Regions from separate parts of the Mus musculus genome. Here region 2 is linked to region 1. Evidence: chromatin contacts called from ENCODE Hi-C or POLR2A ChIA-PET data. All regions are on one chromosome and are shown on one strand. The core of a region is the stretch at or near the end of the contact, and the rest is flanking DNA. Distances in the headings are between cores, read along the strand shown. Region 1 holds the start of Ppp1r15b (protein phosphatase 1, regulatory subunit 15B). Region 2 holds the start of Sox13 (SRY (sex determining region Y)-box 13).

The links. Hi-C counts contacts between places; a loop is a spot of excess contacts on that map. ChIA-PET counts read pairs that join two places held with the same protein, here RNA polymerase II (POLR2A).
Region 2: a map of heart shows a loop between it and region 1 (4-fold over the local background). The contact joins the promoter of Sox13 here to the promoter of Ppp1r15b in region 1. A Hi-C loop is called at or near these places in 1 of 37 maps with a recorded cell type or tissue (heart). POLR2A ChIA-PET finds 5 or more read pairs at or near these places in 1 of 5 experiments (embryonic stem cell).

The regions. Positions count from the first base shown.
Region 1 is chr1:133,128,579-133,134,171 of GRCm38, forward strand. It overlaps Ppp1r15b (protein phosphatase 1, regulatory subunit 15B), which reads left to right and starts at 2,588. Exons shown (of 2, transcript NM_133819.3): 1 at 2,588-5,037. The coding sequence starts at 3,169.
Region 2 is chr1:133,420,670-133,426,262 of GRCm38, forward strand. It overlaps Sox13 (SRY (sex determining region Y)-box 13), which reads right to left and starts at 3,543. Exons shown (of 14, transcript NM_011439.2): 1 at 3,207-3,543.

The DNA of each region.
Region 1 (5,593 bases), core at 1,338-3,837:
TAAATAGACAATCTTGTGGATCTTACAGTATTAAACATTTAGCCAAGCATATGTAAATTTTGTCACATCCATTTATTAGGTTTTTCTTTTATTTTATAATATGTATTTGTTTTGTTTTGTTTTGTCTGCATGCATGACTGTCCACCATATGTATGCTAGAGGAGGCCAGAAGGCCTTGGATCCCCTGGAACTGGAGTTACAGACAGCTGTGAGTAAATCTGTGGGTGTTGGGAATTGAACCCAGGTTCTCTAAAAGAGCATCCAGTGCTTTTAACTGCTGAGCTGTCTTTCTAGCCCTTCATTTTACTAGTATACAAATTTACTTATGCCTTTAATAAATGGTATAACTATAGGTATATAAAATTGTTTTAAACTAAATTTATGAGTCATTATCAGTAAATGTTTGTCTTGTATACCATTACCTGTGATCACATAAAACTGTCTTGGTGAAAAGAGACTGTGGAGAATTTTTAAGACATTCTGACCTAGGGGTTGAGGAGGTGGGGAAAGAGCTTGGGGTACTAGCATGAGACCTGAGGTCAGAGTCTCAGAACAAGGCAAAAACAAGAGACAAAAAAGGCACTGGAACCATGACTTGAGCGATAATTACCTGCTCAGGATCACAGGAAGAGAACACGATAAAAACATATTACACAAATGGAAGAAATTCTGAACTAACGAAACAAACAATTAAAAAGGAATCGCACAGAGATTCTAATGTGTCATTTAAAAACCAACTTAGGGGAACTTTCTACAGAGAACAGTTCCTCCTCATTGGGAAATTGAAACGTTGGTACAGTTCTTTCATTACTGCCTGGACTGGAGGGTACATTTACAGGAAGGGCTGGTGCAAATTGTTAAACGCCACTAAAAGGCGTGAATCAGCCTTGAAAAGGAGCAACAGATTCTGACCCGTAGGGCCATTGAGGCCTCAAGCAGACCTTGACCTTCAAGTTGAAACTGGGAGTGTAAGTAGGTATACACCACAAGAAAAGGTGAGGTCTTTCCTCTAACGCTCGGAGGAAGGACAAGTCCTGTGCTCCAGAGGAGGAGCCGCAGAAGCGAAGGCTGGAGAGCATTCGGGCAGCGCAGGCTGAACAGAGCCTTTCTTTATTTTGTAGGCAGTGGTAAACAATGGAGGATTGTAAAGAAGAACGAGAGCAGAATATTAGCTAGTGTTTGTGTTCCTACCCTCTCTGCCTGGGGATACAGCCCCTCACCCAGCGGTTAGATGATCCTCTCGGCTTCACCCCAAAAGGAACTGAAGCCCGAAGTAACTTATTTGCATACTCGGACCTCCTGCTACTATGAAAAAAACGACTCATTGCTAATTACGTTTTCCTAAAGCTTTTAGGATTAAGAAACCAGTTACTGCCAGACACAAGTAATAAGATGTTGTGGGGGCGTAAACAGTAAAAACTCTTGGTTTCAGGGAAGAAAGAGCTTGTTCCTTGCTCAACAAGTCATGAGGATCAGCTGACCCTCCCCCAGGGCAGCAAGATTCTCCTCCTTAGTGTAACCACTACGCTCTGTGATAGCCACTTGGTCTTTGCATTGTGGATTAAAATGAGAATAAGAAAGTGAACTAAAGACCAGGCATGGTGGTGCATGCCTTTAATCTCTTTGCTGGAGAGGAAGAGACAGAACTAATAAGTTCAAGGCCAGCCTGGTCTACATCGCCAGTTCCAAACAGTCAGGGCTCTGTAGAGAGACCCGGCCTCAAATAAACAAATAAATAGATAAGTAAGAAAAGAAAAAAATAAAAATAAAAAAGGAAGAAAGAAACCAAACTAGTAAGAGATAAATCAGCCAGTACTTGGTTGGAAGGCCGAGGCAGAAAGATTGTGGTTAGTTTGAGGCCAGCCTGAGCTTCATAGTAAAATCTGTTTCAAACAAACAAAATCCTCCCCTTATTACAGTAATTAAAATTAATCAGCCAATATTTTTCAGAGGACAAAAGTCACCAATGTGTTATCCTTCGCCGGATGCTCTACTCTGTGGCTCTTGTTACTGAGGAAATAAGTGAATTGAACGCGCTGTTTCTGAGTTAGTTAACAGTTATCTTCCCACCTGTGACTTCAGCTTGCTAGTAACACCGCGTTTTTCTTTCTGAGGGGTATTTTGTCAAATGGACCCTGAAAGATGTCCAAATTAGATCACAGGCAATGCTAGAGACTTAGAAATCCTAAAGCAGAGGGGACAGGAATGTGTGAGTGATTCAGTTTCACTATGATTCACTAGGGATGATGTGTGTCTTAGCACCAGGCGAGTTGGTTATACAGCACTGCCTACATCGTTTCACTCCAGTCTTCCTACGCCCTTAATAGGAGAAGACCGATACACGTGTCAGATAAGCGGATAATTTGCCTAGCAATCGGATCCATAAAAAAGGGCTCGGGAGAATTCTCGGGTTCTCTTGAAACCCACTCACCTCCCCAGCCATTCCCTTTGACCTAGAGGGTGGGGCGCGGAGTCTCCTAGGAGACCAGAATGAACTGACTGCGCAAGCGTACATCCTAGGTCCGGCTGATGCAACTCGCCGCGTGCGAGCCCCGCTCTACCCCGAGTAAGGAAGCCGACAGGGACCACAGACGCGGCCAATCAGAGGCCACGCACGAGGGTGAGGCAAGTCCGCCTCTCGGGAGGCAAGGGTGGGGGTTCGGCGAATGACGTGAGGCGCCGCTGGGCGGTAGGGAGTAGACGCCCTCGGTCCTCCGTCTCGCCCTGCAGCTTCCGGGTGTGCGGCTGCGGCCATTTTGAGCTTCGCTTCTTTGCGCCCTCGCCTGCCACCCAGCCACCCTTTCCGCCTTGGCGTTTCGCGCCTCCGTGCGGGCCACCGGAAACGCCGCCGTCGTCTCCGTCGCCGCCGCGCGAGGGAGGGTCTTCTCTATGGTGGAGCGATCTCACACGGCCTAGGACGTCTCCTTCCCTAGCCGGGATGGACCTAACCGCGGTCGCCACCGCTTGCGCGGGCCTCTGGGCCGTCCGGTGCAGCACTCGTTGCGGAAGCCGCCGCTCTCTGGGCCTCCTCTGCCGGCGCGGGAATCGGACTGCAGTACCCACTCCGTGGCTGGGCAAGGCGGAGACTGTGTAGACCTCGGATCCAGCCTGCGCTGACGCCGCTGAGCTCTGTCCTCCTCCTGTCTGAGAAGCCGCCAAGGAAAGGAGATGGAGACAGGAACGCACAGGGCCCGGAAGCGGCCTGGCCCTCGGCTGGGCTCCTGGTTCCGGCTGCCCTTCCTTCGGCGATCGCACGCCTGCTCTTCGGAGTTCCCGCCGCCTTCCTCTCGACAAAATCCCGGGAACTCCGCTCTGCCCGAGCGTCGGACCAGGTACTGGACCAAATTGCTTTCTCAGCTCCTTGCCCTGCTCCCTAGCCTATTCCAGAAGCTGCTGCTTTGGAGCCAGCTTTTCGGGGGCCTGATTCCTACCAGATGGCTAGATTTTGCCGCAAGTTACAGCGCCCTGAGAGCTTTGAGAGGACGGGAGGAATCTGCCGCTCCCACGGTGCAGAAGTCTCTGAGTTCACTGCGGCTGGACTCTTCGGAAGACTTGGTTGTCAGTTCTCTTGATTGGCTAGAGGAGGGACTCCAGTGGCAGTGCTCGTCCTCAGACCTGGAGTTAAAACTCAAGGCCCAGGAAAGAGCTTTAGACTCTGCAGCGCCCACTTTCCTCCTGGAGCAGCAGCTGTGGGGAGTGGAGTTGCTGCCCAGTAGCCTTCAAGCTGGTCTAGTCTCCCACCGAGAACTTGACTCTTCATCCTCTGGGCCTCTGAGCGTTCAGAGCTTAGGTAATTTCAAGGTAGTTTCCTATCTCCTGAACCCTTCCTACCTGGACTACCTTCCCCAGTTAGGGCTGCGCTGTCAGAGCAGCGCTGGAGGTGGCCAGTTTGTGGGTTTCCGAACACTAACCCCAGAGAGCTGCTATCTTTCTGAAGATGGTTGTCACCCTCAGCCGTTGCGGGCAGAGATGTCGGCAACCGCCTGGAGAAGGTGTCCGCCTCTCTCTACAGAAGGCCTGCCGGAAATCCACCACCTTCGTATGAAACGGCTAGAATTCCTCCAGGCTAACAAAGGGCAAGAGTTACCCACCCCTGACCAAGATAATGGCTATCATAGCCTGGAGGAGGAACATAACCTTCTCCGGATGGACCCACAACATTGCACAGATAACCCAGCACAGGCGGTGTCCCCTGCTGCAGACAGGCCGGAGCCCACTGAGAAAAAACCAGAATTGGTGATTCAAGAAGTTTCACAGAGCCCCCAGGGAAGCAGTCTGTTTTGTGAATTACCCGTGGAAAAAGAATGTGAAGAGGACCACACTAATGCAACTGACCTCTCAGATAGAGGAGAGAGCCTTCCTGTTTCTACCAGACCAGTTTGTAGCAACAAACTGATAGATTATATTTTGGGAGGCGCCCCCAGTGACTTGGAAGCCAGCTCTGATTCTGAAAGTGAGGATTGGGGCGAGGAACCTGAGGACGATGGCTTTGATAGCGATGGCTCCCTGTCTGAATCAGACGTGGAACAGGACTCGGAAGGCCTTCACCTTTGGAACTCTTTCCACAGTGTAGATCCTTACAACCCCCAAAACTTTACAGCCACGATTCAGACGGCTGCCAGAATTGCCCCCAGAGACCCATCAGATTCAGGGACATCCTGGTCTGGCAGCTGTGGTGTAGGGAGCTGTCAGGAGGGACCCCTTCCGGAGACCCCCGACCATAGTTCCGGGGAGGAAGATGACTGGGAACCGAGTGCAGATGAAGCAGAGAATCTTAAATTGTGGAACTCTTTCTGTCATTCTGAGGACCCCTACAACCTTTTAAATTTTAAGGCTCCTTTTCAACCGTCAGGGAAGAATTGGAAAGGCCGTCAGGACTCAAAGGCCTCTTCTGAGGCTACAGTGGCCTTCTCTGGCCATCATACCTTACTTTCTTGTAAGGCCCAGCTGTTAGAGAGCCAAGAAGATAATTGTCCAGGCTGTGGGCTGGGTGAGGCTCTTGCTGGAGAAAGATACACCCATATCAAGAGAAAAAAGGTTTGTTCCCTTTTACATGACTAATAACTTGCTCTATTTTGATATGGTTACTATAGCAGCATGACTTTGCCTCTGGAGGCACAGTTGTGCACATTTTTGAGGAAGGCATCTGAGCTGGTGTTCTTGAATTGAGAAATACTCCAGTGTGATCCTTCTTCCCAATATAGAGAAATGTTCTTCTCCAAATGAAAGGTGCCAGTATTAGATGTTAGCAGGGGTGTCATTTTGGTTGGTGGAACCTGAAAGTTAGAAATGGTTTTGCATGTGTTTTATTTGAAAGTATATAATGTTTTATTTTCATGGCTACAGTGTCCTTATTCCTATCCATTGGAATCCAGAGGAATAACACTAGCAAGCAGCAAATTAGGTTTGTTCAGTTGTTTGCCCTGAAAGTGGTACTGTGGTGTGTGCCTGTAATTCCAGTACTTTAGAAGCAGGTGGGTGTTCTGGAGTTTTGGAGTCTAGCCTGGTCTACCTAGTGAGTTCCAGACTAGCTAAAGATACATGAGCAGGACCTTATCTCAAAAAGGGGGTGGGGGTGGGGCATACACCTGGC
Region 2 (5,593 bases), core at 2,293-4,792, 290 kb after region 1:
CTTGGTTCTGACCTGGGAGGAGGAGAGCATCTGCTGGTGCCTCAGCCTGGAATGCTCCTCTTCCCAGCTGTGTGCAGCTGGATCCTTCTGTCTTCAGGCCTATGCTATCCTGAGTTCTTCCCAGGGCAGTCTTCACTGGCCTCCCAACAAGTCCTCTGCCCTGTGCTCTACCTCCCCACATTGGGTATTTTTTCTCATGGTCTGGTACTCTAATGGTCGGGACCCCCATTAGAAAGCAGCCGCTCTACAACAGGTAGGCAATCCACTTGTCCACCTACTATCACACTGTCTAGCCCAGGCCCGGCAGGAGATTGGCATATTCCTTCCACAAGTTTCTGTTAAGGAATGAAGCAGATGTTTTAAACTTTGCATCTGCAAACCGCCTACTTGCAGGACCTTCCCAACACCAAGTTTTCCCACACTGGCCACCCACCCCCAGCCCCCATGCCTGGTAAGGGTCAGAAGGTCAGGGAAGGAAGAAAGGGGTGCCCCTGGATCTCCCCTCCCTGTGCTATGCCGCAATAAAGACAAGAACCTGTGTCTCCCCTACATTCCGAGTAGCCTCTCCAACTGTCACTGTAAAGTTGGAGGTGACAGCTCTCATTTATCTAAGTCTCAGATGCAGTATGCTTGGCAGCCAGGCTAGCTAGGCTAGGTTCTCAAGTGAGCCCCAGCAACAGGAAACAGATCCTACCCTGGGAACAGAACCCTCTAGGGCAGGCAGTCTGCCTGGCCCACCTGACTTCCCCTGAGCCCCAGACACCTGGGATCCTCTTAGTGAAAATCCACCCAGTTCTCTGAGACACAAATGCACATCCAATCCTGGGTCTGCAGCACAGACCAGGGTGTCCAGGGAATACCCTTTCAAAGACATTTCCTTCCTGGGGCTGTTTCCAGGGAGAATGCTACATGGTGTGAAGATTAATTTTTAAGAGGAAAGAAGGAAGGGAAGAAGGAAGGAAAAAAGTACTCAAAAAGGTTGAAGCAGGTAAGTAACAAGAAGGTAAGTTTGGGTAGATCAGAATCCAGAAGAGGTAGGAAGGAGAGTGAGGTCACTTCCTCCCCATAAGTGATAATTACTAAAATCGATCAAACGGACACAATCACAAAGATTGTGGGCTCTATACACGGTCCTTTAAATTATAATGGCCCAGGTTGGAGATACTGCTCCGTGGTAGTCACTTCCCCAGTATGAACTAGGCCCTGGGCTTGATAATACTGTTATTACAGTAAGGACAATAGCTAGCTGGGCATGGTGTCTGTGCCTTTAATCCCAGCACTCAGGAGACAGAGGCAGAAGAATCTGAGTTCGAGGCCAGCCTGGTCTACAAAACAAGTCCCAGAGCGGCCAGAGCTACGCAGAGACCCTGTATTGGAAAACAAACTAATAGTAACAACAATAATAGACGTAAATATGATTAGTAATAAGAAACAACAGCTAACTTCCCAAATGCACACACTGAATACAGTACCCAAGATTTCCTGCATGTTGAGCTAGAGCTCTTCCACTAAGTTACATCCCGACAACAAAAGCTAACAGTTGCCGAGCATTTATTTACTTTGTGCCGCATGGCGCTGAGATTGCCTTTAGACTTTTCATCCTTAAGACCACCCCCACGAGGTGGCCACTGTCAGAATTTAACCTCACTATACAGATAAGTAACCTGAGCAAGGGAGGTGGGTCAAATTGCCTTCGGTGGCACCACCAGCGGCTGCACTACTGTACAACTCCAGCTTAGCTTCCTGGTTCTAACTACAAGGCTATCTGGCGTTCCGTGGTACAGGCCTTCCAAACCAGCATCCTTCAAACCATCAACATACACCAGCTTCAAAGATAGAAGCACAGATCCGCCCTTTTTTTAAACTGAGAAAGTACAGGCGATGTTTGGACATCGCCAGGATCAAGCGACCCATCTCGGTCAAGAACAAGACCCAAGTGTGTTGAATCTAGCACACAGTGAGGGACTTCCTACCGCATCAAGAAGTTGGAAACAGGGTCTCTGGGAACCTTGCTCGGAGTGGCAGCATCACTGACTGACTGCCTTAGGTCAGACCCCTCTGCCAGCGCCAGCGCTAAGGCGCCGGGCCCGGAAATTCCCACAGAGCTAAAGCAAACTTCCCAGGAAAACTCCTCAGTTTCCTCTAAGCTCTTGTCACGGAGATGCTGCCAAGAGCGCCAGCTGCTGGGGACCCTCCCAGGCTAGAGCCACCGCTCAAGCGCCCGGGGTCCTCCCGGAATGATCCAAGGCTGAAGTTCAAAATTCACGTCCAGCCCAAGCCGGACCCCCGGCCTCGCCAAGGACTCTGGGACAGCTCCCACTCTCCGTGCCTTTCCCCCCCCAGCTTCAAGTAATGAGGCACCTCCTGCCAGGACATGTAGGTTGGTTGCGGGGAGATCCCGCGGGCGACCCTAGAGCTCCTGGGGAATCTGAGCAGCCGCAGCTGGCGCGTGCAAACACACGCACGCACACACACACACACTCGCGTGAGTGTGTGTTTACGTACCGAACGTGGGATGGGAAAACAATGGCGAACCGCTGGGACTACGCGACCACCCCCCACCCCCATCCCATCAGTCCTGTGATCAATTTATTTCTACAGTGAAAGGGGCTGAAAGGCGCTTCTCCGACACTCCACCGTGGGACGCAGGGGTGGCAAGGGGCAGGCTGGAGTGAAGAGCAGCAAGGGCTGAAAAAATGGGAGGCGGCGCCCGGCTGGTCCGCGGGGAATGAACCGGAGCCGTGGGAAGGGCGCGCGCTGAACCCCGGCTGCCCAATGCACCCCGGGACCGGAGCTCCGCGTTGCGGGTACCCGAGCCCCACGTGGGGCTCGCACGGGGACATCTAAGCTCAGGCTGGGAGTGCTTAAACTGGGAGCGTTGGTCAGGCTGGGGCGAAAGACCTAAGGCCGGCGGGTCGCAAAGGGCGGGCGGGTAGAGGACCCCCGAAGCCCGGCTCGCGTGGCGCGCGCACGCCACCCCCAACGGCCTGTAGCCACTGCCCTCCAAAAGGACGCGGGATCAGCGCGGCGCCACCGGCCGGCGTTGTGAGGGGTCTGGTAGGATCGGCTCCGCCTGGCAAAAACTTTGCCCAAGATGGAAAGTCGCGCGGCAGAGAGCCAGCGTGTCCCTAGGAACGCGGGGGCGCGCGTGTCAAACTTCGCGAGGCTGGGGTGATGGGGCGCGCGGCGCGAAGGGGCGCACTTACTAATCGGTCGGGCGCGGGCCCGGGGTCGCAACTCCGCGCTCCGGCTTCTGCTCAGTGCGTCCCGGCAGCCAGCAGCCTGGCCTTCCCGCTCACATGCCCCGGCAACGCGGCGGGCAGCGGGCCGGGGCGGCGCGGCCGGGCGGAGGCACGCCCCCCGCCGTGGGCTGGAAGCGCTCAGGACCCGCGGCCCGCCGGGCTCCGCTGGCCACGGTCGCCGAGCTGAGGACGGGTCGGGCGGCGCCCTCCTCCGAGCCAGGCCGCTCGGCACTCTGCCCTCTGCCCCCGGCTGGCCGCCGCCGTGTTCCCTTCCGCAGTCCGGCTCCCGGACTCGCGGCCGCTGCGCCCGCCAGGCCGGCGGGCAGTGCGCTCTGCTCCTCCGCGCAGCTCCGAGCCCGCTGGGTCCAAAGCCAGGGCCTCCGAAGCTGAGCGCGCCGCCTCGGCCTTCGACCTCCGCCGGCCGCTCCGGAGCTCGGCTTCCAGGAGCCGCGCTCGTACACTTCAGTTCCCAGGCGGGACTGGAGCAGGGCGCTCGCCGCTCGCTTCTGCGAAAGCCACTCCGACAGCCTCCGAGGAGAAAGAGGGAGGGAGGGAGGGAGGGCGCGAGCGGGCGGGGGAGGAGGGAGGGTGTGGAGATGGAGGAGGGAGGGACAGAGCTTCCTCCTCCTCCTCCTCCTCCTCCTCCTCCTCCTCCTCCTCCTCCTCCTCCTCCTCCTCCTCCTCCTCCTCCTCCTCCTCCCAGCAGCTGGTCCAGCCAGGCCTCAACAGCTGGAGACCTGTGCTGGGAAGGGGACAGCAGAGGTTCTCCAGAGTGAGACCTGTGGAGATGTAGTGACCCACTGGATAGAGAAAATAGGGGGAGGAAGGTGAATTCTGCCTAGTCCCCTCGACCCAGGTTTGAGAGTTACTATGGGGAATTTTCATTCCTTTTAACAAGTCCAGTTCACAGCCTCCTCCAGAGACCCGAGATTGAACTTTATTTTTCTCACTGGTAAATCAGACTGGCCTCGAACTCACAGAAACCTGCTTGGCTCTGCCTCCAGGGTGCTAGGATTAAAGGCATGCTCCTTGAGAACTGCCCTTGGAGCTGGGAGTGGCTCATGCCTATAATACCTGGGAAGCTGAGGCAGGAGGATCTCAATTTGAAACCAACCTGAGGGCAAGGAGAGACCTGCTTTGATGCGATCAGATCTCTGACAGCTTCCTAATGTCTAGCCACTCCCTAGCCCTGTCCTTTTTAGAATTTCTCCAACAAGTCCTTCCTTTCTTCCTGCCCCGTTTAGGAGGAAGGTTTGTTTGAAGAAGGGTTTCTCCTCATTCGGCCCATCTATTAAATGTCTACACCAAACCTGACCCAAGCAGATGCCAGGGATCACCAAGATGAATGACACAGTGGCAGCCCTTTCTGGATTCCCATGTTGTGAAGACTCTAATTCTACAAAGTGCTAGAGCCATAGGGTCTACCAAGGATGCTAAGCTATGGGGACTTGGATCAGAGTCTCCTTAGAAAGGCCACAGTTTGAAGTACGTCTTGAAGACCTGTGGGAGCAGGGCTGGTTGAAGGAACGCCCATTGTGGGACTGTATGACCCTCTCCCTCTCGAGTGGTGGCCAAGCAGGAAGCTTCCACAGGATGCATGCATTTCATCAGTCCCTGCTTCCCTGCCTGGGTGACAACTCTTCCATAGTCTTCTGTCTTTTGGGTCTCTGTCTGGTACCAGCTTCTCAGGCAATCTTTGAGGATCAAATCATGGCCAGGAGCTCCATCCATGGGCTCTGAGAACCCCACAGGTCATTTGCCTGTCTACACTGTGACATTGAGATGGTAAACTCTTTGGGACAGGGAGGGATGTGCCTCTTGTTCATGGTTAGATCCTATGTGTCTAGATGGGACTTGGCAAAGAGGAGGCCCATAATACATTCGTGTTTATCAGTTAGCTCTTTACAAAGAAAGGGGTTCTAAGCAGGGCTCTGGTGCAATCAGTGTAGCTGAGGTACAGAGGTTGGCCAATGAGGAGCTTCAGAAGGAAGGATGAAGACCTGAGCCAAGGTAGGGCTAGAGTGTGGGAAAGCAGATGGGAAAGGCCAATGGTAACTGTTGAGGGTATGGTTTTAGGGAGACTGGGTGGGATCATTTCAGAAGCCAGGAAAGAATTATCCAAGGGCCACCTTCTTTCTCTCCTCCCAGACAGCATGTCTGTGCACCCATATCTTGTGGTTTCCCTCTGGCCCCTGGTCAGCTTCAGTGGTGCACTTCTCTGTGGGCCCCTCCCTGTCCCTGCCATTAGCTACAGCAGATGGAGACAGACAAGAATGGAGTTTGAACTGGGTGTGCAGTTACTCTCCTTTAACCCCAGCCTCAGGAAGCAGAGGCAGGTAGATCTCTATGAG